Regions from separate parts of the Homo sapiens genome. Here region 1 is linked to region 2. A link is a loop called in an ENCODE intact Hi-C map of the cell type or tissue named here. Cell type or tissue: PC-3. All regions are shown on one strand. Each heading gives the region's core, and the rest is flanking DNA. Links, peaks and the distances in the headings are about the cores only. Region 1 has its middle 240 kb from the start of LINC00583. Region 2 has its middle 74 kb from the start of MPDZ.

What was found. A loop is a pair of places that touch in the nucleus more often than their neighbours do. Peaks named below come from ENCODE experiments on the same cell type or tissue, not always from the same donor. Only the 100,000 strongest peaks of a DNase experiment are listed, where the experiment ranks them.
Region 1: a loop joins it to region 2, with 16 times the contacts of the local background. A loop is called at or near these places in 5 of 110 quality-filtered maps.

What each region holds. Positions count from the first base shown.
Region 1 is chr9:13,679,145-13,695,318 of GRCh38, forward strand. No RefSeq gene overlaps it. Among named protein-coding and RNA genes, the nearest start is that of LINC00583, 240 kb to the right of the region's middle. RefSeq lists an enhancer at 9,382-9,922. In PC-3, for the core only: a CTCF peak has its summit at 10,058 (motif pointing left); a DNase peak (open chromatin) is centred at 11,657; H3K27ac peaks cover 2,763 bases.
Region 2 is chr9:13,345,641-13,361,814 of GRCh38, forward strand. No RefSeq gene overlaps it. Among named protein-coding and RNA genes, the nearest start is that of MPDZ, 74 kb to the left of the region's middle. In PC-3, for the core only: a CTCF peak has its summit at 6,333 (motif pointing right); no DNase peak of the experiment used is centred there.

The DNA.
Region 1 (16,174 bases), core at 7,337-12,336, 340 kb after region 2:
ATTTTTTGACTTCCCAGTGCATGTAATGACAACAGTGAAGTTTGCTGTACCCATTGACTTTTCTTTTAAAAACGATTTTACTGTAGCATGTGATGCTCACTGATAGCATTTTACCTACAGAACTAACTTCTTTCTTTCTTTTCTTTTCTTTTTTTTTTTTTTTTTGAGACAGAGTCTCACTCTGTGTCCCAGGCTGGAGTGAAGTGGCACAATCTCGGCTCACTCTAACCTCCGCCCCCTGGGTTCAAGCGATTCTCCTGCCTCAGCCTCCCAAGTAGCTGATATCACAGGCACCCATCACCATGTCCAGCTAATTTCTTTTTATTTTTTTGTAGAGACGGGGTTTTGCCATGATGGCCAGGCTGGTCTCGAACTCTTGACCTCAGGTGATCCACCCGCCTTGGCCTCCCAACGAAACTTCTTTCAAAATTGGAGTCAGTCCTCTCAAATGCTGCCACTGCATTATCAACTAAGTTTATGTAATATATTGTCATTTCAACAATGTTTATAGCATCTTCACCAGGGGTAGATTCTATCTCAAGAAACCACTTTCTTTGCTCATTTGTAAGAAGCACCTCCTCACCTGTTCAAGCTTTATCATTAGAGAGCAGCAACTCAGTCACATCTTTGGGCTCCACTTCTAATTGTAGTTCTCATGCTGTTTCCACCACATCAGCAGTTAATTCCACCACTGAAGTATTGAACCCCCTCAAAGTTATCCAGGAGGTTTGGAATTAACTTCTTCCAAATTCCTGTTAATAATATTTTAGCGTCTTCTTATGAATCATGAATTTTCTCAGTGGCATATAGAATGGTGAACACTTTCCAGAAGGTTTTCCATTTTCTTTGCCCAGGTCCATTACAGGAGTTACTATTCATGGCAGCTATAGACTTATAAAACGTATTTCTTAAATTCTAAGACTTGAAAGTTTAAGTAATTCCTTGATCCCTGGGCTACAGAATAAATGCTGTATTACTGGACATGAAAAAAACATTAATTTCCTTGTGCATCTCCATCAGAGCTCTTGGTTGATGAGGTACACTGTCGACAAGGAGTAATGTTTTGAAGGAATCTTTTTCTCCTAACAGTAGGCCTTAGTAGTGGGCTAAAAATATGTAGCAAATCATATTATAAACATATATGCTGTCATCCAGGCTTTGTTGTTCCATTTATAGAGCACAGGCAAAGTAGATTTAGCATACTTCTTAAGGACTCTAGAATTTTCAGAATGGTAAATAAGTACTGGCTTCAACTTAAAGTCACCAGCTACATTAGCTCCTAATAAGAGAGTCAGCCCGTCCTTTGAAGCTTTGAAGTCAGGCATTGACTTCTCCTCTCTAGCTATGGAAGTCCTAGATGGCATTTTCTTCCAATAGAAGGCTGTTTCATCTACATTAAAAACCTGCTTAGTGTAACCTCCTTCATCAATAATGTTAGCAAGATCTTCTGGATAACTTGCTGTAGCTTCTACACCAGCACTTGCTGCTTCACCTTGTACTTTTATGTTATGAAAATAGCTTCTTTCCTTAAACCAGCTTCTTTCGTTAAACCTCATGAACCAATCTGCTAGCTTCCAACTTTTCTTCTGCAGCTTCCTTACCTCTCTTAGCCTTCATAGAATTGAAGAAAGTTAGGGTCTTGCTCTCGATTGGTTTGTCTTAAGAGAATGTTACGGCTGATTTGATCTTCTACCCAGATTACTGCAACTTTCTCCATGTCAGCAATGAGGCTGCTTTGCTTTCTTATCATCCATGTATTCACTGGAGTAGCACTTCTAATTTCCTCCAAGAACTTTTTCTTTGCATTCAAAAGTTATGTTACTGTTGGGTACAAGAGACCTAACTTTCATCCTATCTTGGCTTTTGACACGCTTTCCTCAATAAGAGTAATCATTTCTAGGTTTTAATTAAAAGTGACAGAAATGCCAGTCTTCCTTTCATTTGAACGCTTAACAGGGCATTGTAAAGTTACTAATTCGTTTAATATCAGTATTTTTGTGTCCTGGGGAATAAGAAGACCCAAGGAAAGGGAGAGAGATGAGAGAATGGCTGGTTAGTGGAGCACTCAAACCACACACAGCATTTATTAAGTTAATCATCTTAATTACGGGTGTTCATGGAGCCCCAAAACAATTACTAGAGTAACATCAAAGATCAATGATCACAGATCACCATAACAGATATAATAATAACAAGTTTGAAATATTGTGAGAATTACCAAAATGTTACACAGAGATAGGAAGTGAACATGTGCTGTTGGAAAAATGGTGCCTATGGACACAATATTGTCACAAATCTTCATTTTGTAAAAAAACACGGTATCTGCAAAGCACAATAAAGTTTATCTCAAAACAAGGCATGACTATAAACACAGGTGTGACACATGTCTATGGATTATATTATGATGCAGTACTAGTAGTCAAAATAATATACTTTGGGAAATGCCAGAAAGCAATATAGGAAAAGGTTTTGTTTTATTTTTTCTGGTGGAGAAATAGGTTATAGTGCTGGTCAAACTGTCCCATTTTTGAGAATTCCTGGGATCAGGATAACATGGGCTGGTTATCTGAAGTAGCTGAAACATAGACAGGAGGTGAATCTTGTCCAAGAAAGAGGGCCAAAGCTGAAAGCCAGAGAAGCCCAATTATGTTTTGTGTCCCAGGGCGAGGGACATGAAACTGAAGGACAAAGAGTTAGTGAAAATAGGAGCAGAATGAGAAGTAAGTGGAAATTAATTGAATAGGTCATAGGCTTCAACCATAGGCAAGGAAAGAAGTAAAAAGCTCTTTATATTATGTCACAGCCACTTGGTACATGAATGGTTTGGCCTGAATTAAAAGAAAAAGATTATGAAAGTATTTCTTGATGTTCTATCAGACCAGAAGCTTTGCTCTACTGACACCAGTAGTTGTTTTCTACACACTGAAATCCAGGGTGGTAAATAAGATCTCACCCACCACAGCCTTCCACAAGCCACTCTATGGCATTAGCAGGCACCTGCAGTCTACATTGGCAATAAAACACACTTCATTAAGTTCTAGAGCGCATGGATCTGAGCTCAAGCAATAGGAATAGGAACAGATATAGCCAAAGTTACATAAACACAGAAATTGTACTTTAAAATACGAACTGCAAGCACTGCAGTCGGGGAATACAAACCCCCTGCTCCTGGTTGCGTAGGACCACAGATTACAACACAAGGGAAGCAGGACCCAGAAAGGAGCATGTCCCTTTGTCATTTGTGGTGAAACCTTATACTAGTTCTCAAGTAATGAGGGCCTGGGGTTAATAACAGAATCATTCTCTAGTCATATGAGTTTATGTTTAATTACTTAATAAAGAGTATAGAGATTGTTCTAGAGAGTGAGACCAGTCATTTTTAAGTAACTCTACCATTTTATAAGATCCAAAAACATTACCATGCCTGGTGAAGTCAAGTAAAAATTATCCACCTTCCACTGCCATTGGGAATCTAGTGACCAGAACAGAGAAGCCACACTAGCCATTTTTCTTATATACAGAAGCCTGAACAAGGTTTCCTTCTCTCTACACATCACAAGTGCTCCCTAGGCTTTTCTGAGACACCCCCTCACCTTACTGGCTACAAAAGCAGACTCCTTCTAGATTCATTCTTACAATAGTGGCACACACTGAGGCATCAAAAACCAAGTCATCTAGGAAGCGGGCAAACAAGACTTAAGACTTCTAGAAGTAACTTGTTAGTTGACTGTGTCCAACCCATGGCTATACCTTCAAAAAGCTAGAGCAATTTGCAAAAACCTGGATTAGCCTTTTAAAGTTTAAAATTGTGAAAAAGCAGGAAAAAACAAATCGTTTAAACTAGTTTCTATATATGAGTGTCTATCTACCGTGGCAGGATGGCAGGAGAGATGGAGTGGTGGAACCAGGCAGGCTGCCTTCCATTCTTGGCTGGCCTGTTTCCTAGCTGGGTGAATATGGAATATTTGCCTTTTCTGAGCCTGTGTTCCCTGTCTAGCACCACCCTACTCCTTCTCACTTAGTGTGTTCTTACTACACAGGTATTCTTTGAGTGACTTAAAGTGTGCTCTTTCCCACCCTGTGGCCTTTGCATGTTTTTTTTCTACAGGAACACATGTTTGTAGCTGGTCACATGGCTGGCCACTTCTCATCTTTCAGCTCTTACCTTTTCAAGAGGCCTCTGATCACTGATCCTAGATCATCTCCCACTATTGCCCTCTGTCACGGTACTCTTTCATATTTTCTTTGCAGGAGGTATAACAATTTATAGCAGTGTATTTATTTTGTTGATTTACTTGCTTATAGATTATCTTCCCTACTATGCTTTTAGCATCCGTGAAGGCAGGGACTTTATTGTTCACTGCTATGTACCTGTTGTCTTTGTTTTAGCTTGTTCAGGCTGCTATAACAAAATATCACACTAGTCATTTCCACAACTGGCTGGCTTATAAACAACAGAAAATTATTGCTTACAGCTCTAGAGGCTGGGGAAATCCAAGATCAAGACATCGCAGGTTCAGTGTCTGGTGAGGGCCCACTTCCTGGTTGATAGATGGCTTTCTGTTTTCTGTGTCGTCACATGGCAGAAGGGATGGGGCAGTTTTTGGGGCCTCTTTTATAAGGACACTAATCCCATTCACGAGTGCTCCACCCTCATGACTTAATCACTTCCCAAAGGTCCCACCTCCAAACACCATCACATTAGGAATCAGGTTTCAACATATGAATTTGGGGGTGGGGACATACATTCAGTCCACAGCACCTTGCATCGTTCTTGACACACATGGATGTTCAATATGTATTTGTTGAATACATGAGAATAATATGTATCTCCCAGACATGTTTTGGGAGTAAAATGAATGAAATGTATATGAAAGGTCTAACTCAATTCCTGGCCCATATCAGGCATCAGTAGGTATAGAGGCCTTTCTTCATTCTGTCTTCCCCAAGTGCAGCACTCACAGAATTAAAACTTACAAGACACTGAATTCCTAGGAATAAAATTTGAATGGAGTAGTAAAAAGATTAACTTGATGTTTAGAAGCTTCCTGAAAGAAGGAGAATATTATTTGTAAATACATATTTAAAAAAAAACTTCAAAATACTCCAATATCCAAAGTTGGTACAATTACCTTTCCCTGTTTACATTCTTATTTTTTAATGGCAGATTAGTAACAGAAAGCTAGTAATCCAGGATATATTGAGCTAAAAAAAAGTTAACCATGCTATTTGACGAGCTATGAATTGGAGCTAGACTTCTTGACCTCCAGCCTGAGCTAATTATTGTTTTTTCCAATGAATATATACAATTCGTTTTGCAAAGATTGAGTTATATTTCATCAAGGCTAAAACATATAAATTCTATCTTCTTTGCCTCCTTTCAAGAAGCTTGCTATAAAAGGGTCTCCTCTGCTTTAAGTCCCCATCAACAAAATTTCTGCCTTTAGAAAAAAGCAACCCTAAACTCATCAAATTAGGGACAAACCTATTGTTATTCTATCAGCTATAGGAATTGCAGGATTACCTATTAAACAGTACTTCCTTCCTTTGTCACTTTCCACAGATAAAGGAGAGTCATTTTATCTTAGGGAAAAAGAAATTGGTGAAAATAAACCACAATATTTGTTAATCACGTGGTCTTGAATCCTCGGGGAAAAAAGCACAGTAGTCCCCCTTATCTCTGGTTTCACTTTCAGTGGTGTCAGTTACCCACAGTCAACTGCAGTCCAAAAATGTTAAATGGAAAATCCCAGAAATAAACAATTGATAAGTTTTAAATTGTATGCTGCTCTGAGTGGCATGATGAAGTCTCATGCTGTTCTGCTCTGTCCCATCAGGGATGTGCATCATCCTTTTGTCCAGTATATCCACACTCTGTGTGCTTCCCACCCTATACAGTGTGACTGTATAGGAAAAAACATAGTTCAATACTATCCATGGTTTCAGGCATCTGCTGGGGGTCTTGGAATTAATCCCCTGTGGGTATGGGGGGGCACTACTGTAAACAACATAGAATCAGAGATTTTTCTGTTTCAAAGTGAAAATAGACCAAACAGATTATTGTACAATCCTTTAATCTACAAGTAAGGAGACTGAGGCCTCAAGAAATTTGATGAATTCCCAGGCAGAAGTGAGCAATAGACTTGAGTCCAACACTTGTCATTGAAGTTGCCACATCCACTAGTCTTCTACTTCCATGATTTCTTTTCTTCCCCTTGGCCTAGTTTTCCATTCCAATGACTTTCCCCACCCTTCTTGTCACTCAGTTTTTCTCTGGGACGAGAGTTTTCCCAGATGGCCCAGAGAGTGAAAACTAAAATAAATTAAAATCATTCTTGTAAAATTTGCTTTGTTTATTTCCATTATTGCTAATAATATGTGCTTCTTTTGTTTTTGTTTTTGTTTTTCTCACTCACTTGATGTGGAAACATTCACCCCAAAATAAATTCTCAATCAAGACTATTCTCTCAGTGTCCAGGAGTAAGCAGTCTTTAGGCACAAAGAGACAAAGAGTCTTCTCATCTCTGTCTACAGATTTCTTTTTGCCAAGGCATTAAAGTTAGTAAATAATGAGCTGGTGGTGCCTTGGGCTGCCTACTGAGCGCCCATTTCCTGGTACACATGCTTTTCCCATATTTATTCTTCAACAGAAGGTTAAACCATCCTTGGGTCGGGGGAGGGCATGCCACTGTGGCAGAGATTACTAACCCCAGTTGGCAGGTACTCATTGGGGTCCCCTGTTCTTTCCATTTATTTAGAAGGCAGAATAGGGAGCAGCAGAGACATATCCTTCAAGGAAATATGCTCAGTGATAGCATGGCAAGTTTTTCCAGCCCAGTTTCCAGAATTAGAAAAACTACTCACACACCATCCAACTGAGACAGTAGTAGATATGAAAAGGCTTCTTCAGTTAAGCAGATATATATTTAAGTCCATAAAGAACATATATACAAAGTGCCAGGCCCTGTACCAGAGACTAGAGCACCAGGGACAAACAGGACAGACAGCTTTTGATCTCTACCTGAGGGCTGCACAAAGTGCTCTGGGTCAGCACTGGGACTTAGCCATCTCCTTCTGTATTAGTCCATTTTCACACTGATGATAAAGACATACCCAAGACTGGGCAATTTACAAAAGAAAAAGGTTTAATTGGAGTTACAGTTCCATGTGGCTGGGGAAGCCTCACAATCATGGCAGAAGGCAAGGAGGAGCAAGTCACATCTTACATGGATGGCAGCAACCAAAAAGAGCTTGTGCAGGAAAACGCCCCCTTATAATAACCATCAGATCTTGTGATACTTACTGTCATGAGAACAGCATGAAAAAGAACTGCTCCCATGATTCAATTACCTCCCATCAGGTCCCTCCCACAATACGTGTGAATTCAAGATGAGATTTGAGTGGGAATACAGCCAAACCATATCTCCTTTTTTTGGAACAAGTCCTTTCCTTCAGTCAATAACTACATCCTGATTACCTACTATGCTCCAGAAACCCTATTAGGCTCTCTGCAGGGTACAAATAGCTACAGTCTTATCCTCAAACAATATTCAGAATAGCTGTGGAGCCAAGATACACAGAGTCACATGAAAAGATAAGTTAATAATGAAAGGAACTGGTACTTTCTGGCACTCTGGAATGTTCTATGTCTTGATCTAGGTGGTGCTTACACAGGTATCTACATATGTAAAAATTCAATCTACATATTTAAGATTTCTGTACATTTTAAGATTAAAAAGTAAGGCAAGGAATTATTTGTTTTACATGTATATATATCCTCATACAATTCCAAAAATGATTTGAACCTTTTTACAAAGATATGCACAATTACCAGATTGTAAAATAAATAAGGGAGAAAACTGGAGGAAAGAAAAATAAAGACAGGAAATAAAAATAAGCCAAAGTTAATGCTATTACTGCACCCAAGCACCGCCCCCCCAACCCCCGCCAAATACATGACATTAAGTGTCACTTGTTACTTGTGGTGGGCTACAATTCTGGCTCTGAGTCTATGAAAAGAGGGAGATGCCGGGCGCGGTGGCTCACACCTGTAATCCCAGCACTTTGGGAGGCCGAGGTGGGTGGATCACAAGGTCAGGAGATCGAGACCATCCTGGCTAACACAGTGAAACCCCGTCTCTACTAAAAAAAATACAAAAAATTAGCCGGGCATGGTGGTGGATGCCTGTAGTCCCAGCTACTCGGGAGGCTGAGGCAGGAGAATGGCGTGAACCTGGGAGGTGGAGCTTGCAGTGAGCCGAGATCGTGCCACTGCCCTCCAGCCTGGGCTACAGAGCGAGACTCTGTCTCAGAAAAAAAAAAGAGGGAGACATGACTCATGATGATCACAAGATAAAAACAAAATAGCAGCTCAGGAGAAGGCCACCTATTCTTGGTTTTGAGGACTGAGAGACATTTTTCCCCACGGGCCTGCATGAAAAAGACACTGTAAAATATATCAAATCATGTCCCCAATAACATCCATACAATATATTTCACAGTGCTTTTTGCTGGGTTGTTTCTCATAAAGTTTTTTTTTTTTTTTTTAATGTGGGATAGTGGTATAATAGCAGACCACAGTTCAACAAAAGCAATTATACAGGGACTAAAAGGACACAGGCCAGAATATGAAGTGTTATTTGAGTAAAATAGATATTCTCTTAGTTTCAAAGCAGGGGAGTAGAGATGCAATGTAGAGAAATTGAGAAAGCCTTCATTGAAAAGGAGATATTCAGCTGGACCTTGAACAAACATCGGAAGATATCAGATAAACTAACAGGAATGAAGAGGTCACTCAAAGAGGGACAGGTGCAACCAAGAGGTGGAAGAAAGAATATGAAAGAAAATAAGTCATCCAGGCTGGTTTATAATGAAAAAATGGGCAAGAAGACTGAGAAGGTAAGTTGAGACCAGACATTGGAGGTACCATAGGTCAGGCTAAGCAGTTAATTCATCATCTTAGAGATAAACGGTAGAGGGGAGCTGAAGTATTTCAGGCTTCTGGACAGAATAGTATTATGATAAAAGCTATTAATATTTAGGAAGATTCCTCTGACTGTCTTTGGCCAAATAAATTAGAAAAGCAAGTTTTGGGGGGGGTGGGGTGCAAAACAAAAAAGAAAAATTAGAAAAGCAAGAAGGACCCAAGTTAGAAAGCTCTTCCCTAAATTCTCTAGACAATGCCTCTGTGATAGAACTTAGAGGTATCCTATATTTACCTGCACACAGGTTAAGACTGGCTGAAGGTAATTGTTTCTAAGGCCACAATGAAGCCACACCCATAACCACCAGTTAGTTGCCTCTCCTGAGCCATGGTTTAAATTTAGGCTGTGGTTTGAAACAACAACAAAAAACAGCTAAAGAAACCAAGGAGGAAGTTTTGGATCTTTCTCAAAGCAACATGGAAAAGAAGGGAGAGATGGAAAACAAAATATTTTGGAAGGGAGTGGAAAAGATGACCTACTCATGGCACTAAAGGCATACAGGGCAAAGGAATGTGTATGTCTAGAACCAAAGAGCAGGGCTGCTTCTCTGGCGTCTCCAGGGGAAAGGAAAGATGTTATGCAAACCTGTATGAAAGGGGAATCACTTCCTCACATGGCTCAGGCTGTTGTTTACCAGAGTAACATTCGGGCTCCAACTGTCCTTTCTTATAGAGAAAGGCTGTCTCCTGCTGTTTGTGGATCCAAGGCCTGCTGAAAGCTGTTTAGAAGTGCATACCACTCCATGTGCAGCTCCTTCATTCCTTTGCTGTGTTTGCATGCCTCACCGAGCATATTCACTGTCCTATGCCTTGCACAAAACCCTCACGTTCCTTTTTGGAATGCCTCTGTGTCTCTGTGTGTACTTGAATCTCCAGGCCAATGAACATGAGCTTCCTCCTTCTCAGCACCTGAGGAAAGTTTAAACAAATGTAAAGGCATAAAAACCTTTCTTCTGTCCTGATCTAGTTGACTAATAATGTATATATTGTTTTCTGTTTTTGAAAAAACAAGAAAAAAAAAATCTCTCCCTGCCTTTGGAAAAAAGCATGACAAGAGGCTCCACCTGCTGGCCTAGGGGCTTCCAGAAGTTTCAGACCTATTATCTCAGATTGGAAATAACATCCATTCCTACTCTTCCCATTGGTAGTTTTGAAATATAGTGCCATGTCATAGTGTCCATGGACATCACTTGGTTTATGCAGTTCTCCAGCTATTCAAACAGTCTGTAAGCCAAATACTTCTGGTGCCATGAAAAGAGCATTAGACTAAGAGTCAAAAACTCTACAACTCCACCACTTACTATGACAATGACATTGGGAAAATGCTTTTCTCTAATTTTTCAGGTTTTTTTCAACTGTACAACGGGAATTACAAGCCTTTTCCTCTCCATCTTACAGGTTGGTGTTGAGAATCAAATTGAGAACATTAAGGACATGAACAACTTTGTAACTGAAACACCCTGTAGGAACAAACAAGAGCCATGGCTTTTAGCCTAGTGGAGCTTTGCTGTGAAGAACTTTAGGAAATCTCTTCTTGAAAGAAACTTTTCATGTTAGGGTAATTTCTACAAGGTCTTGGATCTTTGCTGACAGAAGGAAATTCTTCAAGTTGCATCCTTAATGTGATTTGCTCTCAATTCATCCTTAGATTGTGATGTTCCTCTACCTCTCCCAGTGTGGGAGTTGGTGGGGATGAAGAAGCCAGGAACTTTGGTAATAAATCAACCCAGAGGGCAGTTCTCCCTCTAAACTTCACATCTCACGTAAGGTAAATGATGAAAAAAAGCCCTTTCGCTTACTTTTGTAATTGGCCCTTTTCCATCCTACTAGCCACATAAATAAGTGGACTGGAAGGGCACCTAGAGATAACATAAAGCAATTCTCACACATGAAGGGCATGGTCTGAGCCTAAGGGACTCATGCAAAGTTAGCCAGCTAGCCAACTGGGCTTACACAGTTTTCAAGCTCACAGATGTCTAGGTCTAAACTTAGCAGAACTTATGAGACTCTGAGTAGCTCTGAGATCGTTACTCACCTTCCTATGACTTTGTTTACTCATTTAAAAATAGATATGGAAAATGATCCTACCTCAAAGGGCCCTAGGGTAGTGTGGGCACAAAAAGTACCTTGCCAAGTTATGACTCTTTATAAATGCGTTTAATTATTATCATTTAATTAGAATTTAGAAGTCTGTATTAAAGCCTAAGTTTTAGGATAGTTTTACATAAATGCAATTAGCTTATTTATATGCATTATGTAAAAAATATATTCATATATATTATAAATACCATATATTATAGAACATATGATATAGATAACATAATATATAACCCATATATATCATATTATAAATATATGTTATATAATATATAATGCATATAATTGTATGCACGTGTATTATAAAATTTTATAGACACTGAAGATATGATTACTATTATGAATATTCTGCTAAAAATTTGAAATAGGAAGCATCTAAATTATTTAAACATTTTAATTAATAAATTTCATTTTGTAGAGCAGTTTTAGGTTCACAGCAAAATTGAGCACAAAGTACAGGGTTTGCATTTACCCTGTCTCCACACTCACACAACTTCCCCTACTGTTACTCTCCTCATAGCACCATCATAATACATTTGTTATGATTGATGAGCCTACATTGACTCATCATCACCCAAAGTCCATGGTTTATATTAGAATTCACTGTTGGTATTGCTCATTCTGTGGGTTTTTGACAACTGTAGAATGACATGTATCTACCATTTTAGTAGCATATCGGATAGTTTCATTGTCCTAAAAATCTGCTGTGCTCTGCCTATTTATCTCTTCCTTCCTCCTAACCTGTGACAACTGCTGATCTTGTTACTGTTTCCAAAGTTTTGCTCTTTCCAAAATTTCATATAGTTGGAATCATACAGTATATGGTCTTTCCAGATTAGTTTCTTTCACTTAGTAATAATCATTTAAGTTTTCTCCATGTCTTTTCAAGGCTTGAAAACTCAATCTTTTTGGTGCATAATATGTCATTGTCTAGATGTACCATCATTTATTGATCTACTCACATACTAAAGGACATCTTGGTTGCTTCCAGCTTTTGACAATTATGAATAAATCTGTTATAATCATCTTGTGCAGGTTTTTGTATGGACAAATCTTTAATTGATTTGGATAAATATCAAGGAGCAAAATTGCTGCATCATGTGGTAAAAGCATGTTTAGTTCTGTAAAATACTGCCAAACTCTCTTTCTAGGTAGCTGTACCATTTTGCATTCCCACCATCAATGAATGCACATTCCTGTTGCTCCACATCTTCACCAGCATTTGATGTTGTCAGTGTTTTGAATTTTGGCCATTCTATTGGGTGTGTATCTCATTGATGTTTTAATCTGCAATTCTCTAATAATAAATGATATTAAGCATCTTTTCACATGCTTACTTACCATCTGTATATCTTCTTCCGTGAGGTGGCTTTTCAGGTCTTTTGCCCATTTTTATTTGGGTTGCTTACTTTCTTATTGTTGAGTTTTAAGAGTTCTTTGTGTATTTTGGATAATAGTCCTTTATCAGAAATGTCTTTTGCAAATATTTCCTTCCAGTCTGTGGCTTGTCTTCTCATGCTCCTGACATTGAGTTTCACAGATCAGAAATTTCCATTTTAATGAAGTCCATATTATCAATTCTTTCTTTTTTTAATTTAATTTTTAAGTTCAGGGGTACATGTATAAGTTTGTGCAGGTACATGTGCAAGTTTGTTTGACTTGTGTCATGGGTTTTTTTTTTGTACAGATTATTTTGTCATGGAGGTATTAAGCCTAGTACCCATTAGTTATTTTTCCTGAACTTTTCCCTTCTCCCGTCCTCCTCCCTCCAATAGGCCCCAGTATGTGTTGTTCCCCTCTAAGTGTCCACGTGTTCTCATCATTTAGCCCCCACTTATATGTAAGAACACCATGGTATTTGGTTTTCTGTTGCTGCATCAGTTTCATAAGGATAATAGCCTCCAACTTCATCAGTGTTTCTGTAAAAAACATAATGTTCTTTTTATGGCTGCATAGTATTCCATGGTGTATATGTACCATATGTTCTTTATCCAGTCTGCCATTGATAGGCATTTAGGTTGATTCCATGTCTTTGGTATTGTGAATAGTGCTGCAATGAACATACACATTCATGGGTCTTTATAATATAATAATTTGTTTTGGGGTGGGTATGTGACCAGTAATAGGATTACCAAGTCAAATGGTATTTCTGAGGAATTGCCACAGTGCTTTCCACAATAGTTGCAGTAATTTACACTTTCACCAACAGTGTATAAGTGTTCCTTTTTCTCTACAACTTCACCAGCATCTGTTATTTTTTACTTTTTAATAATAGTCATTTTGACTGGTGTGAGATGGTTATCTCATTGTGGTTTCAATTTGCATTTCTCTAATGATCAGTGATGTTGAGCTATGTTCCATATGATCACTGGTCACATGTATATATTCTTTTGAAAAGTGTCTATGTCCTTTGCCTGCTTTTTAATAAAGTTGTTTTTTTCTTGTAAATTTATTTAAGTTCCTTATATATTACTGGATATGAGACCTTGTCAGATGCATAGTTTGCAAAAGTTTTCTCCTATTCTGTAGGTTGTCTATTCACTCTGTTGATAGTTTTATTTGCTGTGCAGAAGCTCTTTCATTAAATTAGATCCCATTTGTCATTTTTTTCTTTTGTTGCAATTGCTTTTGGTATCTTTGTCATGAAGCGTTTGCCCATTACTATGTCTAGAATGGTATTGTCCAGGTTGTCTTCCAGGGTTTTTATAGTTTTGGGTTTTACATTTAAGCCTTTAATCCATTTTGAGTTGATTTTTGTATATGGTATAAGGAAGGGGTCCAGCTTCAAACTTCCACATATGGCTAGCTAGTTATCCAGGTGCCATTTATTGAATAGGGAGTCTTTTCCCCATTGCTTGTTTTTCTCAGCATTGTTCAAGACCAGGTGGTTGTAGGTATGTGGCCTTAATTCTGGGCTCTCTATTCTGACTATTGCCGTTGATTTATGTGCCGTTTTTGTACCAGTACAATGCTGTTTTGGTTGCTGTAGCTCTGTATTATAGTTTGAAGTTAGGTAACATGATACCTCCAGCTTTGTTTTTTGCTTAGCAGTGCCTTGGCTATTTAGGCTCTTTTTTGGATCCCTATGAATTTTAAAGTAGTTTTTTTTTAGTTCTGTAAAGAATGTCATTGGTAGTTTGATAGGAACAGCATTGAATCTATAAATTGCTTTGGGCAGTATCATCATTCCAATAATATTGTTTCTTCCTATCCATGATCATGGAAGGTTTTTCCATTTGTTTATGTCATTGCTGATTTCTTTGAGCAATGTTTTGTAGTTCTCATTGTAGCAATCTTTCACCTCCCTGGTTAGCTGTATTCCTAGGTGTTTTATTTTTAGGGGGGTGGGGGGCAATTGTGGATGGGATTGCATTCCTAATATGGCTCTCATCTTGACTATTGTTGGTGTATAGGAATGCCAGTGATACGTTGATTTTGTATCCTAAGACTTTGCTGAAGTTGTTTATCAGCTTAAGGGGCTTTTGGACTGAGACTATGGGGTTTTCTAGATATAGAATCATGTCCTCTGGAAACAGGGATAATTTGACTTCCCCTCTTCTTAATTGGATGCCCTTTATTTCTTTCTCTTGCCTGATTGCCCTGGCCAGGACTTCCAATACTGTGTTGAATAGGAGTGGTGAGAGAAAGCATCCTTGCCTTGTGCCGGTTTTCAAGGGGAATGCCTCCAGCTTTTGCCCATTCATTACGATGTTGGCTGTGGGTTTCCCTTAGATGGCTCTTATTATTTTGAGGTGTGTTTCCTCGATATCTAGTTTATGGAGAGTTTTTAACATGAAGGGGTGTTGAATTTTATTGAAAGCTTTTTCTGCATATATTGAGATAATCATATGGTTTTTGTCTTCAGTTCTGGTTATGTGAAGAATCATGTTTATTGATTTATGTTTGTTGAACCAACCTTGAATCCCAGGGATAAAGTTTACCTGATTTAGTGGATAAGCTTTTTGGTGTGTTGCTGGATTCAGTTTGCTAGCATTTTGTGGAGGATTTTTTCACTGATGTTCATGAATGATATTGGGATTTGTTGTTGTTGTTATATCTCTGCTAGGTTTTGGCATTAAGATGATGCTGGCCTCATAAAATGGGTTAGGGAGGAGTCCTTCCTCATTAATGTTTTGGAATAGTTTCAGTAGAAATTGTCCCGGCTCTCCTTTGTACATCTGGTAGAGTTCAGCTGTAAATGCATCTGGTGCTGGTACTGGACTTTTTGGTTGGTAGGCTATTTATTACTGAATCAATTTCAGAGTTTGTTATTGGTCTGATCAGGGATTAAATTTCTTCCTGGTTCAGTCTTGGGCAGGTGTATGTGCCCAGGAACTTACCCATTTCTTCTAGATTTTCTAGTTCATGTGTGTAGAGGTATTCATAATATTCTCTTAGGTTATTTGTATTTCTGTGGGGTCAGTGGTAATATCCCCCTTGTCATTTCTGATTGTGTTTATTTGGATCTTCTCTTTCCTTCTTTATTAGCTAGCAATCTATCTATCTATCTATCTATCTATCTATCTATCTATCTATCTATCTATTCCCAAACAACAGCTAGCAATCTATGTATTTTATTTTATTTTTTTTCCAAAAAAAAAAGCTCCTGGATTCATTGATCTTTTGAGCGGTATTTTTGTGTCTCAATTTCCTTCAGTTCAGCTCTCATTTTGGTTATTTCTTGTCTTCTGGTAGTTTTGAGATTGGTTTGCTCTTGGTTCTGTAGTTCTTTTAATTGAGATGTTAGGTTATTAATTTGATATCTTTCTAACTTTTTGATGTGGGCATTTAGTGCTAGAAATTTTCCTCTTAACACTGCCTTAGCTGTGTCCCAGAAATTCTGGTATGTTTTGTCTTTGTTCTCATTAGTTTCAACTAACTTCTTGATTTCAGCTATAATTTCATTATTTCCCTAAAAGTCAATGAGGAGCAGATTATTCCATTTCCATGTAATTGTATTGGTTTGAGTGAATTTCTTAGTCTCAGTTTCTAATTTAATTGCGCTGTGGTCTGAAAGATTTTTTTGTTATGATTTCAGATCTTTTGTATTTGCTGAGAAGTGTTTTACTTCAGATTATGTGATTAATTTTAGAA
Region 2 (16,174 bases), core at 4,138-9,137:
CCCAACTTCTCCCATAATATTGTTCACTTTGTATTTTACTGCCCCTATAATATTTTTATTTTATAGTAAATAATTATCTTTTTCATGTATTTTCTCTATTATTTTAGAACTTTAATTTTGTGATTTTGCACATCTGTTTCAAAATTCAAAATGTACAAAAGGTTCTTTGGTAAATTTCTCTATCATTCTTTTAGCTCTCCAGTTCCCTTCTCCTCTGGAGGTCCCAATCTTGTCAATTTCTTGAATAGAAGGAGGTAGTTAAGCAGGAAAATGTGTTCCAATAAAAACCCAAAACACATGTCAATTTGAGCAGAGAAAGACCCTATATGCAGTTAATAGTGCCCAACTTACAGGGACGTCAAGATTAACTGAGATATTAAAGCACTTATGATCACTGGGGCACAATAAATTCTCAGCCCATTGGAAAAATATAAACATATTTGTTTTGATTATTTATTAATGCCATTTGAGGCTGGATAGTAGCTAAGAATATAGACTTAGGGAAATTCATTTATTTAATTAATAAAACTAATAGATACAATAAAATAAATAAAAGTTAAATAAGATACTCCTGGATTAGAGTCCCTCTGTTGCCATTTTTTAACTGTTGTGATGTTAGACAAGTCATTTTAACCTCTAAGATTTTCAGATTTACCTCCTATGATACAGGCATCATAATAATACTTAACTATTAGAATACTGCCAATTAAATGAAATCATGGATGTAAAGAATGTATACATCTAAATCATTGTATTGTCTTGAATATAATAAGCACTCAATATGTATATTATTATTATCTTATTGTGGTAGTAATTAATGATACAATTTTAAAATTGTATTTCTTTGGGAGGGCCAGTAATTTTTTCAGTTTAGACTGGAAAGATAGATTGGCTGTAGACAAGACATTTTAAAAATTGACAGGAATGTGACTCTCCTAGCCTTAGGCCGTAGGAATATTTATATTCAATTAGTTTCTTGGGTGTTATTACACTTTAAAAATGCAAAATATATTTGTGTCCATTTTACAGAAAAAGAAAATAGAGCTGCCTAAATATTAGATGGTCAATCTATGGATTCCTAGGGGACCTCAGAGATCAAGGGAATCACAGCCATGTTACTACATACTGCCTTATTTAACTTTCTATTTCTCCTCATCACCAGCTCCAGGCAAGACCACAGATTTAAGTTAAGCATATAATGGATGGGAGAAGGCAGGAGTAGGTGGGGAAGACTGATCTGGGTAGGAGGTAGGCTGATTGCCAGATTCCCCAGGGTGATACGGAAAGTTTTTATTATAATTTAGTAGAAAGTCTTATGCCAAAAGTGTTTCCATAAATAAATACAAATGTTGGTTCTTGTTGAAAAATGCAAATCAGATGGTTTCAATGCTTTAAACCTTACTTGGAATACCTTAAATAACAAGCACAAACATTTACGTGTGTACATATATACATTTAAATGTATACCAAATTAGGCACGTAGAAAATGTATTAGAAAATCTATTATAACAGACCCCCACCAGCGTCCTGACATCAGGCTGAAATGCAAATCAAATAATGCAACCCTGGAAGCACTGCAGGAACTTTCATCACCACAGTAAGTATTCATTAGACCTTTCTTTAGGTTGTATTTAAACAATCGCAGCCAAAGGCAGACAGAAATAAACATCTGGTCTGTCTGGCTGTATCATTCCTATTCCAAAATATTAATCTTCTACTTAGAGGACATCAAAACAAACTTGGGCAGATTAAATATGCCAGTATCTGATCCAAAGTCTGACTGTTCTATATGAAGTAGAACTGATCTGATGTTTTTTCTTGACAGCTGAAGCACATATTACAAGGCTTTCTTAGAACTAGGATGTTGGCGTAAACTATAGGGACCTGGTGGTTGAGTTGAACTAAGATTGTCCATTCCTCATAAAACATCTGTAGAATATTTGGGTATTACTTGAGTGGCATAGATGATGAACATATATAGTTTCCTTTATTAAAGCTTTCCTGACAAAATCAAAATATTTTCTAAGCTATGGTGGCCAATTTGCTTCTAGATAATGAATTCCTGGGAAAGAAAAACTGTATTCTAAGACTATTGGCTAGTCTATCAAATTGCAAACTTTTCCAAATATAAGGTAGATTGAGGACAGATTTCATATTTAAATTATAAATCATCATTGAACATTTTTATTGATAAGTAAAGAGAATGTCAATAGTAACAATAACTATAGTGATTATCATTATTATGTGCCCCATAATTCACACATCTTATTATAAAAAATACATATATATTGCAAAAATACATTATAAAATATAATACGCCCTTTAAGTAGTTTCGTCATTAAGTGACTTGGAGGTGGTTGGAGACTTAAGTAGTGGCTAAGATGGAACTTAAAAGCAGGTCCCATGTTCTGCCTTAAAAAAGTTCTGGGCATGGTGGCTCATACCTATAATCCCAGCATTGTGGGAGGCCAAGGCTGGAGGCTCATGTGAGGCCAGGAGTTTGAGAATATCCTGGGCAACATAGTGATACCCTGTCTCTACAAAAAATAAAAAACAATTATCTGGGTGTGGTGGTGCACATTTGTAGTCCCAGCTACTCAGGGGCTGAGGTGAGATGATTGCTTGAACTCAGGAATTTGAGGCTGCAGTGAGCTATGATTGGGCCACTGCACTCCAGCCAGAGAAAAACCCTTTCTGAAAAAGAAGATGAATAAATAAAAGAGAAGAACAAGGAGGAGGAGAAGGAGAAGGAGAAGAACAGGAGGAGGAGGAGGAAGAGGAAGAAGAAGTGGCGGTGGAGGAGGAGGAGGACCTCTTTTTCTGATTGGGAAATGATGACTTATATTTTAAAATTAAATGAAGGACTTAATAAAATGGCATATTATGACCCATAGACAACTTTTGAAAGCTGAGAATGAGGTAAATAATGACTTCAAATCTACTAGTTTATGTAACTCTTCCACAATTTGACTTTGGTTAAGAGTGTTCCAGTGAAGCACTTGAATAGGTTTGTAGAAACTCTCATTGCCACAAATGGAAAAAATAGTCCAAATGCATATTTTAATAACAGCAGTTATGTAAGTGAAAGATTACATGATTAATTTGTAAATAAACACTATTCATTTATGAGTAGATAAATTATGAATAGATAAACCACATTGTGCTAGGTGTAGGTGGTAGGGATGAATAAGGTATTTTGTCTGCCCTCAAAGACTGCATTCTAGTAAAATGAAGTGGGACTGAATATGCTCACCTTATGCCCAGGAGCCAGGTATATATGAATGGCAATGCACTTAGAGATCGTATGATGCCTTTGGTACTGGAATCTGTAAAAGTTTTCGTGAATGGTAAAGCTGGATTTAACATTTACTAGGTTAACAGTAGAAGCAGCAGCATGCCAGGGCTGCCACTGGGCAGGTAACTAACACTGGAGGAAGTACATGATCTCAAAAAGCACCTCTGGATGTAAACTTGATGAAAGGTAATGACAAGAGGAGAACAGAGCTATACGAGTTCAGGGACAAATCAAAGGACAGAAATCAAACCCATGGTGGAACTGTTGGGAATTCTAATCTCTCAGTGGGCACAGAAAAAAAATCAGATGTTGGAGGTTCTGGGATAAAGAGTCAGAAATTAGATGGGTGGTTGTATGCTGTGTTAGTTGCACATGTGGTCTCTTATCAGGAACATGGATTTATTGTATTATTATAATATAAGATATATATTATAATTATTATCGTTCAAAGGAAACTGGAGCCAATAAATCACCATGGAGATATCTCCAGAGTGTTTGCAGATAGGGCAAACTCAGCTGGCTGACTTAGCTACAAACCATGCCCCCTTCTCTCACCAGGCATCCTGAGGGCCAGAGGCACTCAATATACACAGAAGACACTAACCCAGTCATTTTCAATCCTAACTTCACCTAAGTGTCACCTGGGGAATTTTAGACACATACCAATATAAAGGTCTGTTCCCCAGAGATTCTGAATTTGGGATGGGGCCTAGGCATTGGCAGTTTTTAAAAAATAAATAAACTTTTTTTTTTAGAGTGGTTTTAGGTTCATAGCCAGATTGAATGGAAAAAACAGAGCATTCCCGTATAGCCCCTGTCCCCCCCACACATGCAGCTTTCCCCTCTATCAACATCCTGCACCCATGGTACATTTGTTATGATCAATAAACCTACATTGACATACCATTATCACTTGAGGTCCATAGTTTATATGAGGATTCACTCTTGGTGACGTATATTCTATGGGTTTGGACAAATGTATAATAACATAAATTCACTTTCATAGTATTGTACAAATTGGCAGTTTTTATTTATTTATTTATTATTTTTTTGAGATAGAGTTTTGCTCTTGTCCCCCTGGCTGGAGTGCAGTGGCACGATCTCGGTTCACTGCAACCTCTGCCTCCCGGGTTCAAGTGATTCACCTGCCTCAGCCTCCCGAGTAGTTAGGATTACAGGCGCATGCCACCACGCCTGGCTAATTTTTGTATTTTTAGTAGAGACAGGGTTTCACCATGTTGATCAGGCTGATCTCAAACTCCTGACCTCAAGTGATCTGCCTGCCTTGGCCTCCCAAAGTGCTACGATTACAGGCGTGAGCCACTGTGCCCGGCCAGACTGGCAGTTTTTAAAAAGGCTTCCTTGGCGAACCACTGCATCAGCAGCAAGCAGCCACAAAGACATGGTATCCAGAAGCTGCTCTATGATACTGCCCATAAAATTACCCTGGATGCCTCACCCCCCAGGAACTTTAATATTTAGACAAAAGCAAAAGAATATTTCTGAAACTCTGCTGACGAGTAGAGGAAACACTGACTTGCTATAAAGATGTCACTGTTCACGGGCAGGAATGGGAGCAACCTACAGAGGCTGAAATGTTCCCAACAGCCTCAGGGCCAGAACTTGGCTGGAAAGAACTTATTAATAACACACTTCCATTTTGTGTGATAATGGAAGGAGAGGATGATTGGGACCCAAGACAGATTTGGTTTAGAATCCTTTGTCAAGGTCTATTATCTTGAACAAAGCATCTGAATTCTCCATTTCTCAGATTCTTTTTTTTTTTTTTTTTTTTTTTGAGACGGAGTCTCACTCTGTTGCCCAGGCTGGAGTGCAGTGGCATGATCTTGGCTCACTGCAAGCTCTGCATCCTGGGTTCACGCCATTCTCCTGCCTCAGCCTCCTGAGTAGCTGGGACTACAGGCACATGCCACCACAGCTGGCTAATTTTTGTATTTTTAGTAGAGATGAGGTTTCACTGTGTTAGCTAGGATGGTCTCGACCTCCTGACCTCGTGATTTGCCCACCTCAGCCTCCCAAAATGCTGGGATTACAGGCGTGAGCTCACCGCGCCCAGCTCAGATTCTTTATCTGAGAAATAGAGATGGTAGTAGCTAACTTGAAGGGTCATTATAAGAATCAAAGTCCTTACATCCAGCCTAGCACATTCCCAGCATTTTATGGGTGATCTATAAATGGGCTCTATTATAGTAATTAGTAGTAGTAACAAAAGAAGAGTATGTAAAGAGTTTTTTTAGTGGTGTAATATAAACGAAAAAATAATGAGAATTCAAAGGCAGGGAAAGCCCTGGTTGTAGAATGGGCGGGAAATACTTCTTAGGATTTTTAATAATTTATATGACTTTGTACAGAGGAATGAGGGAGAGAAGGACGTGACTGACTCATGTATTTGGGGAAGACATGAAATGGAGAGATGTGCCACGTCTAGCTGGCTTTAAATAAGGTCAGAGAGAAGGGACTTGGGTCATATTTGAGTAGGGCAGTCTTGAGCATTAACAAAAGGAGTTTGCAACATGAGCAAGTATGCTGAGAAAAGACCACATTATGAACAGGGAGTATACAGAACATATCCAGGAGGCCCTCAGGTGACAGTAGGAGTGACCATCCCATAGATCTGCAATTCATGCAAAAGGCTTCTTTCCCCTTTATTTTCTCCCCAATTAGTTAGAAATACCATCTCTCATAGGCATCTTGGAGAAGAAGAGACATCTGGTTTTGCATAAGCGTAAGTTAAATGATTTGTGAAAATCTGTTATCAACAAAAATTACATTTCTTCATCATACTCAGCAAATATAACAAAAACGACTTCATGACAAATCCTTATTCTCTAAAAGAAAATGTTACTCGTATGTATATTTATGTTACCAAAAAGCTACTGAAATAAGTTAGCTGATGAAAAGAAAGAATTTGCCATGGCTAGTGAATTAAGGAGCTGAGAATGAAAATATGAACCGAGGATACTATTATTTTCAAATATCTTTAAGAATTAGGTGTACTTCATTACCAGTAGGTGTCACTGCAGGCATTAAACACGGTCTGTTTCTAGGGAAATTTGTCCCATAAATGTTGGTGTAATTTAACTGGTATAATATAGTTATGATAGGCATAAAGGATATTTATTCTGAAAAGCAATATATTTTATCATGGTCATGAACTTGTAAAAACATTGGCTTAAGGAAGCTATAGTGTATGCTTTAAATGGGCTTACTTAATACAATATACAGCATAAGTAATAGTCTCTTATGAGGTTTTAAATATATACAGTGGGTTTTCCTGGATAAGATAAGGTTGCTTTTCAGAGTTATTCCATAGAATCTGATTTATAGGACTAATTTAATGAGAATTCATAGACTCAATTGCTACCTTCTAAATCTTTGTGAAACTGACATTTTTTCCTTATATGTAACATTCTTGTAAGTTTTGTTAGAGAAGGGAAGGAAATTAAGAACTTTAACTGGAATTACATTAGTTATCCTCTTTTGAGTTTCTCTGGCCTTTTAAACATGTAGTATCTAGTGTCAGGAAGTTAAATTCACCAAGCTTTTTTAGAGAAACACAATTTAGTGGCATCCTAGCATCTAACATAGAGAAATATTGGCCATTAAAAAATAGTGATCTTGGTTCCCTTTCTACTGTGGTTTTAGAGTTGATTCATTTGTGCAATCTTGCTGGCATTGCTGAGTTGAACTTTTGAACAGAGTATTCTCAATAGAAACCCTTGCGCTTTAAAATTGATTTGCCTGTTGGAGGTGTTGGTGTTTCTTATTTATGCATAATTGAAGGGCTAGGTGTGTGAAAGTGCCCCTAGCGACTCTTTCATTTGTTCCATTTTACAAATTGAAACTGATAGTGGTGGTTGTGGTGCTTTTCAAGGGTGACTTGAGGGCAATCTAATTTACCTAGCTGTTCAAAGGTGAACTCAATATTTTCAATCATAAATTAAAAATCTACTCCAGTTTTCAAATCAGAAACAGCATAAATTACGTATCTGCAGGCCGTAAGTGTTCTTTGCCCTGGCTTAACTCCATTGATTTTACCAGGATAGACATTTCTAGACACTCTGTGTTTTAACATGTCCCTGTAACATCTAAAGTATTTTAGGAACACCATATTGCTTTCTTTTCTATGTATGCCAACAGGAATTTTATGAGCCCTTGGCATTTGCCTCTCTATGTAGACCCATCTATGAGAATATTTTCGACCTGTTAGATTCCTGGGCTAGCATAATTTGAACAGGGTTTCTCTGAAAGACATAATATTATGCACTAAAAATCTACATCATTGGAAAATACTTAGCAATATCAAATATGTGTACCTTCTTAACATATAACAATATGGTGTGCTAATTATAACATATAGACACTGCTCTCTAAGAAGCCTACAATTTAAACCTACATTATAGATCTTACAATGGAGGTAAAACTGATAGACAAAAATGCATGTCAACCAACTGCATGACACACAGATCATTGTATTTGTAGTGTTTAGAGTAGCACTCATATGTAAAGTTTGCTGCACAGTCATTGCCAAGTCCAATCTTCCAGATATCCTAAAACTTACACATGTACTAAATTGGGCTTCATAAATTAATATACTTCAATCATATAATTGTGGCAACTCATACTACTCTTTTTACTTTAATTCGTTTTGTTGGAATCTCTTTGGCTTTTATTGACGGCCAACATTGGAAATACTTTTTTAGGAATTTGATGTGTTGAAAGTAAGGATGTTGTTAAGAGTAATTATTATGTTTCATGGCGCTTCAGCCTTCAGTCTTCACATCAATACTGGCTTGCTTCTCCTGAGCTCTTTATAATTATTTTTATTTAGTTTTATACACACTGACATGTTTAATAACCAGATTTCTCTCTTCCCCCACATCCCCAAACTTTGGCTCTTAAGAAAGCACAGAACCCAAACTATGGTCCTACAGCAAGTAATGGTTTTTATGGTTTACATTTTTATAATAATCTCATTACTAAGAAACCATGGTTTGTTTTCATCTTTCTCACTTCCTTTTACTCCCATATTGCTTTGTATTATATATTCTTTTAGGCTCTAGGACTTTGGAGGACAAAGTGAGGAGGAGTATAAAGTAGGATACAACCAAAATAAATAGAACAGAATTTCAGGAAAGACCTATATTATACTTAAAATTCACATAACTAACCATATCCTAACACCTCTAGTTTACAATAAAGGTATCAGAAGGAAAAATAAACAACACTGAGATCCCACCACAATACTTACATTTTTATTCTGTATAACATTATTCTAAGAATTGAGTTTGTTGGTCTTCTGGGGTGGTGACACTCATACAGTAATTATATTTTTCTAGCTAATTTGAAAGACATGGTCTTAGGAACTTTTTGATTTGAAGCAAGAGAGTCTGTTCAACTAGCAAAGAAGCTCTTTAAGGTGAGAAATAATAATCCCTTGTTGGTGTTCCAGAATAGACATAGATATCTTAAATTATGATGAGGCCAATGAACAAAAATAAATAATGAATGTGATGGGAATTCAAAGCATCTTTGTTTTCTGATTTTTGTTTTGTTTTGTTTTGACAGCCTCTTGCTTGTTGCCCAGGCTGGAGTGCTGTGGCATGATCTCAGCTCACTGCAACATCTGCCTCCTGAGTTCAAGCAACTCTCCCACCTCAGCCTCCCGAGTAGCTGGGACTACAGGCGCGTGCCACCATGTCTGGCTGATGTTTGTATTTTTTGGTAGAGATGGGGTTTCACCATGTTGGCCAAGCTGGTCTTGAACTCCTGACCTCAAGTAATCCAGCTGCCTTGGCCTCTCAAAGTGCTGGTGTGAGCCACCTCACCGGGCCAGCATCTTTGAATTATAAAAACAAAGAATATTATTGAACCAGAAAGGAGTTACCTTTCTAGGTTCAGAATATGTCTTGCTGGTGGATGGGGAGAAGCAGCTGAATAGAGGAGATGAAGGTTGGTTTGGGTGGAGGAGAATGACTAGACAGAGTTCAACCAAGGAAGAATGACTCATTGAGGTCTCTTTCAGCATTATGGTTTTGTTATTTGATTTTGGACTCAGAGTATTTTGGCAAAAAGTGCTAAAGCTGAGACACGATATTAGTCTTCATTTATAGAGCACTTGGATAGATTTGGAAATGGAAACATATTGTGAACATAGAAGTAAAATATTTACTTTAGTAATTGAATGAGTAGTAACAATGATGGGGTAGGTAAGTGCTCTTAAAATTGAATCCTCATTCAATATTTACTGCCCCATTGACACACTGCACAATTGAATGATGGATTCCAAATAAGGACATATATTTTTCAAGTCTTAATAATTTTATATGATCAGTTTTTATTCTTCTTTTTATTTTATAAATTCACTGAAATCTTTTCAACCCAGCGTACATAGACTTCTTTTTAAAAGATAAAACTTTTTAAAACAAGGACTTAAAAAAAACCTGACATTAAATTCTAAAACAGTAAGTAAAAGAGTATTACATGTGCAAATTTGGGGATTTCTTCTGAAGTAATATGTTCCCACTTCTCTAACTTCACAGATGTAGTACTGTCCAAAATGGATGGTAGCATAAAGTACAAATTTGTTATTTAGACTTAGTTATCAAATGGATATAGGAGAAATATATTATTTTAAATTTGAATTTTGGCTTGATGTTTATCCCTTTAACATATGGCTGGGTTAAGTCATTACAAGAAATACAAGCAATCATTTGATTTGGAAGCCATGCATTTTCCAAATGACAAATGTCAATTTTCTGTTTAGTTGCTTTTATAAATGAGAAGCAGAGTCCAGTCTATTAAAGTGACTGAGACACAATTATCCACTAAATCACTGGCAAAATGAAGCTTGCATTCATCTCATCACAATTTCATTTCACTATATGATGGTTATATTTTTATATACTCGTGTGTCTACAACCTGCTCCATGAAAATTAACTATTAGCTGTAATAGAGTACTAGATCTGGAATTAGACAGATTTGATTTTAAATTTTGTTCTTCCACTTATGAGATATGTAATCTTGAGAAAATTACTGTATTTCTCTGGATCTCAGTTATCTTTTCATAAGGCCATTATGAGAAACAAATGAGAAAAGTTATGGGAAATGCCTGGCAACTTTCAATGCTAAACAAATGGTAATTCTTTTCCTCTTACTTTCTTAAGGATAACCGCCACAGTGAACTTTATCATTTTTAATTGAGACTTGTCATTTTGTAAGATTACATTGATGCAAGTAGAGTGTCAGGAGTCAAACCTAGATGGCTATTTTATCATTCTCCATATTGTATGTAGATTAAGCACTATATGTTGAGAGACACACATTAACTTTGAATCTAAAAATTCTCCAAAAGTATTTTAATTCACTTCAAAATCTAAAGTTTCTGAAGTTCAAAATGTACAATTAAAAACTTAATTATAAGTTTATTTTATTGCTCTCTAATCATTTTTATCTGACTCTAGTTCCTCTATCTCGACTGTAATGTCAGAGAAAGGGAGAAAACAATATGTTTTCTCTGACATCTTTCAAAGAGATCTCTGCATTCTTAGACTTATGGTTATACCTATATTTATTCTCAATAAATACCTGATGGCTGATTGTATAAAAACTTAATTATTAAGCCTGTAATAGTAAAAGAATAGCATTGAAGCTGGCAGTGTTATTTTTATTATTTTATTGTTATTTTTTGAGATGAAATTTTGCTCTTGTCACCAAGGTGGAGTGCAATGGTGCAATCTTGGCTCACTGCAACCTCTGCCTCCTGGGTTCAAGGGATTCTCCTGCCGCAGCCTCCCAAGTAGCTGGGATTACAGGAACCCACCACCACATCCAGCTAATTTTTGTACTTTTATTAGAAACAGAGTTTTGCCATGTTGGCCAGGTTGGTCTTGAACTCCTGACCTCAGGTGATCCACCCGCCTCGGCCTCCCAGAGTGCTGGGATTACAGGCGTGAGCCACTGCACCTGACCCTGACAGTGTTTGTAGACAGTCTGTATTTCCCTGGACTAATTGATTCTGTTTTGGAATTTTAAGGAACATCACCATATATGATTTCCATAAGCTTTACATTACTTAGTCTCTAAGGGTATTTAAGTAAACAGGATTAGATATGATTTGATTTGTGTGGCACAGAGGACAAGAATAATTCCTTGATTTTTGGTTTTGTTGTTTTCATGGTCTTAGGAATTCACAAAATCATTAGAAGGGAAAAGACAGTAGATTCATAGCAATACACTGTATTTTAACAAAATAAAGATGCCACAAACTTCATGCCAAGGGAAAGCAATGATATTTCTAGTCCCATTAATCTTAAAGCTCTCCTATTAATTTCAAGTCCAGGGAACTTAGCTAATACATTTTCCATTGATAGGCACTCTAAATCGCTTTCATATATATGCTATGGTGATGAACATTTGTCTTTGGAAATTGGGAGAGCTTTGGTGGTAAATAAGAAAAGTCTTCATTTTTTTCTTTTTTGAGGCAAACTGATGACTCTGAGAACTTAGTGCCTTTTTCTTTCTTGTCACACCCCAAAGACTTAGCCGATTGATTATTAGAAATTAAAAATGTCATAACTATATCTATCTTACAACCAACACAGTTAAAATGAACAAAATTAAATAGAAATTACATTACTTCTTGGGGCCCTAAACATTCCCCTACTCCTTTTCTCTTTTTTCCACCACTGGACCTTGCTATCTTCACTCCACTGTTAGCTCTAAAATGTTGAAACTAGATGATCTCTAGGCCCCCTTCCAGGCCTGATATTCTCTGAGTTTGTTTACCTATACATAATTTTTCAAATGTTTCATTAACAGCTAGTTGAGTCAATGTAGAATGAATATGCAGATGTTTGGCATCAGATGGCCAAACATCTGGATATTTAAACTTTTTTTTTTTTAGTTTTTAAAGGTGTTTAATTTTTTGAAGATACTGTCTGCATCTGAACTTCTGATTTAATTCCAGAAAGGTGGAATGTTAGTGCTAACCGATCTCTAAGGAATACTGTTTACCCAAGCCACACAGGATTAACAAATTAGAAAAGATTTCAGCCACTTTTCATTATCTTTTAATAGCAAATATCTGACACTGGTACCGAAGGCTAAATACTATTATTCGTTTTTGAATTTCTGCACATCTGCTCTCTTACTCATCATTGCCACAACATAGCTATTGAATGGGAATCTGGCTTTTATTAACAAAATTAGAGAACCTTGTGTGGTAGTAAGGAGGTAGCCCACCTCACACTTAACAGTAGTTGTAAGGCTCAAATACCTTAAAGGCTTTTTCCTTTATGTTGAAGTTCTTTTTCTGGTATACATAAACAGGCCTGCATACCAAAAACATGTAGTCACTGACTACATTCACTAGATGAGACTTGGGCCTACAGCCATACCACCAACAGACTAAACACTTGCCAAGGCTCACAAAGAAGAGTCAGGCCAGCTTTTTCTCTGGATAAATTAACTCTGAAACATCAAGTCAGGAAAGTAACAGGATGCAAGAATAAATACATTTCAGAGAGCTGAAGACTCTAAGATATAATCAGATTCTAGGGTCCTAGTCTGAAGGAGTGTCACAGAGGCCATGGTTTTAGCTAAGCTATTTTTTGAAGACTAACTCATGTAACCTCTTTCAACAGGGACATCTTTAATCTGTGCTTTGTGACTCTCCATGCAGGTTGCTCTTAAGAGCCTTTCTTACATTTTAGAAATTGGAATTTGTGTTTGCTTAACTAGTCTACCAACATTTCATCTCTTCTTCCTTCTATAATATTTATTTTATCCCCTGCCCTAAACCATGCTATTACCCCCAAAGATCTCATGATACTCCTAGACAAATTTTGACATCGATACATCTAGCTCTAAAACTCTCCCTGAGGCTCAGTTTCTTACCTATAGCTAGTTGGACCTCATTTCTTCAGCCATTAACACAAGATCCCCAATCCAAAATTATCCAGAAGTGAATAAACATGATACTTAAGAATTTTAGATTATTCCTAAAAATATTATGTAAAAAAATTACATTCAGATGTGAGTTGTCAATATTACTCAGGACTTCAGAGTTTTCACAAATTTAGCTGCATTAAACCTAACTGAAAGAACCACTTAGCTCTATTTGTCAGCCATCCCATTCCTGCCATTTTCACCACCATTGCCCCATGTTTGCACCTCTTTCCCAGAAGGCAGCAATAGCGTTATTTTTTGTTTATTTATTTATTTTTGAGATGGAGTCTCGCTCTGTTGCCCAGGCTGGAGTGCAATGGTGCAATCTCGGCTCACTGCAACCTCCACCTCCGGGTGCAAGTGATTCTCCTGCCTCTGCCTTCTGAGTAGCTGGGGTTACAGGTAAGTGCCACCATACCCAGATAATTTTTGTATTTTTAGTAGAAACGGGGTTTCACTATGTTGGTCAGTCTGGTCTTGAACTTCAGACCTCAAGTGATCCGCCTGCCTCGGCCTCCCAAAGTGCTGGGATTATAGGTGTGAGCCACCATGCCCGGCCATAGCCTTTTGATTGTCTGTCTACCTCCAATGTTTCCTTTCCAGTTCTCCCTGAATGCTGCTGCCAGGTGAACCATTAGAAGGTACAAATGTGGGCTGGGCACAGTGGCTCATGCCTGTAACCCCAGTACTTTGGGAGGCTGAGGTGGCGGATCACAAGGTCAAGAGATCAAGACCACCCTGGCCAACATGGTGAAAGCCTGTCTCTACTAAAAATACAAAAATTAGCTGGGTGTGTTGGCGTTGTGCGCAGCTACTCGGGAGGCTGAGGCAGGAGAATCACTTGAGCCACCTGGGAGGTGGAGGTTGCAGTGTGCCAAGATTGCCCCACTGCACTCCAGCCTGGTGACAGAGGGAGACTCCGTATCAAAAAAAATAAAAAAATAAAAAATAAAAGAAAGAAGATGCAAATGTGGCCATTGTCACTGCTTTCAACGACTCCCAGTTGCATTTTGATGGTGGCACCAATGCTTAGCCTAACATTAAGTCCCTCTGCCTATTTCACCTAAAGACTTTTCTATGCCACATTCCAGTAAAATTGGATAATTTAATGTTTTCTAAATATACTCTATGCTTTTATGCCTCTTGGTTAACCATTTCCTCTGCCTGCAAATGCCATTTCTGAAACAGTTTTCTGAGATTTGAACCCAAGTCTTCAAATTCTGATCCAGTCCCCTTTCAACAATTAATTCTATCTCTCTGCAAACAATTCATGTACACAGAATTAATATATTGCTAGGAATCCTGGTGTGGTAGACAGAATAATAGTCTCACAATGATATCCAAGTCCTAATCCCTGGAAACTGTGAATATGTTGCCTTATATGGCAAAAGAGACTTTGCAGATGTGATTAAGACTAAGGCTTTTGAGATGGAGAGATTATGCTGGATAATCTGAGTGGGCCCAATCTAATTACATGGGTACTAAAAAGTGAAGGATTTTTTTCCAGCTGCAATCTGATAAGATGACAGAAAAGGGTCAGAGAGATGTGACATTCCTGGCTTAAAGATAGAGGAAGGCTTCCAGGATGAATGTGACTTCTAAAAGCCTGAATAGCAAGAAAGTAGATTCTTCCCCAGAGCCTCTAGGAGGAAATAAGGCCTAGCTGACCCCTTGATTTTAGCTCAGTGATATCTTTGTCAGACTTCTGACCTACACAAATGTAAGATAATAAATTTGTGTTGTCCAAGAAGCTAAGTTTTTGGTAAATCGTTCTAGCAGCAATAGAAAACTAGTATGCCTGGGTTGAAATTCCAGAGTTTACTAAAATGACTATAAATCAAAGAAATTGGAACTTAAGATTTGTAAAGCTCCTTTCCAGTGACAAAATTGCTATCCTAGGCTAAGCTGTCTTGTTCCTACAGAGACCAAGATACTGCTTAATTAATGTAACAAATGAATGGGTACTAATGTACTAACCAGTCTTATCCCACAAAAACAAAATTTTTATGGGGGTAGGGGGATGAAGAGAAGTTAGTAAAGGGGTACAAATATGCAATTAGAAATGTCAGGCATGGTGGGACAGATGCAGTATAGATTATGGAAGTTATAGTCCCTGCTTTTCTGGCGCTTGCTATTATACTGCTTGTCAAGGAGAACAGACATTTAGGAAATAATTATAAATTAAATGAGCACTAAAAGGACAAGTGTGCAAATAGGGCCTTAATTAAAAATCAGAGAAGAGTTTTGGAAGATATGCTGTTTATGATGAAAGCCAAAGCATGAAGCAAAAAAAAAAAAAAAGAGTTTTCTTTAGTGAACATTCTTCTCCAAGAATATTTCCCCTAAAATATTTCTTCCTCTCTGAGGGCTGATTTCTTTAATGAATTAGCATGCCAATTGCATCACTTAAGATGTTTCAAAGACAAGTAACAAAATAAATCTAAGCAAATGTAACTGTTATTTTCTTAAGAAAAAGTTTAAAGGTAAGAGTCTTAGGATTGATGATTGTAACCATTTAATAAAGTTGCCAAGGATCTAGAATGTTTTTATCCTTCTCAACCATCCTCAGCTGGTTGGCCCTTCTGTTCCTATCTGTAAGGTCATGAGATTTCTGCTTGAACTTAGGACTCATGATCTGCTTCCAAATCTAGGAAAGAAATGGGGAGTTGTTTGCTTAATATGTATCTCTGTTTTTACTACGAAAATTTAATGAACATTCTCAGAAGCAACTCAGTCTCTACCCTAACCCTAAGAGTATTTCCCCTTCTATGGAAGGTTATAGCCAGAGTGTTTATAGTTTATATGATACTGATAAAAATAGAACCTGTTGGTATGTCGCTATAATGCAGCAGAGAATTGCTGTATAAAGTAGTAGGTAGACCCTCTAGGACCAACATGATCTCTCTCCT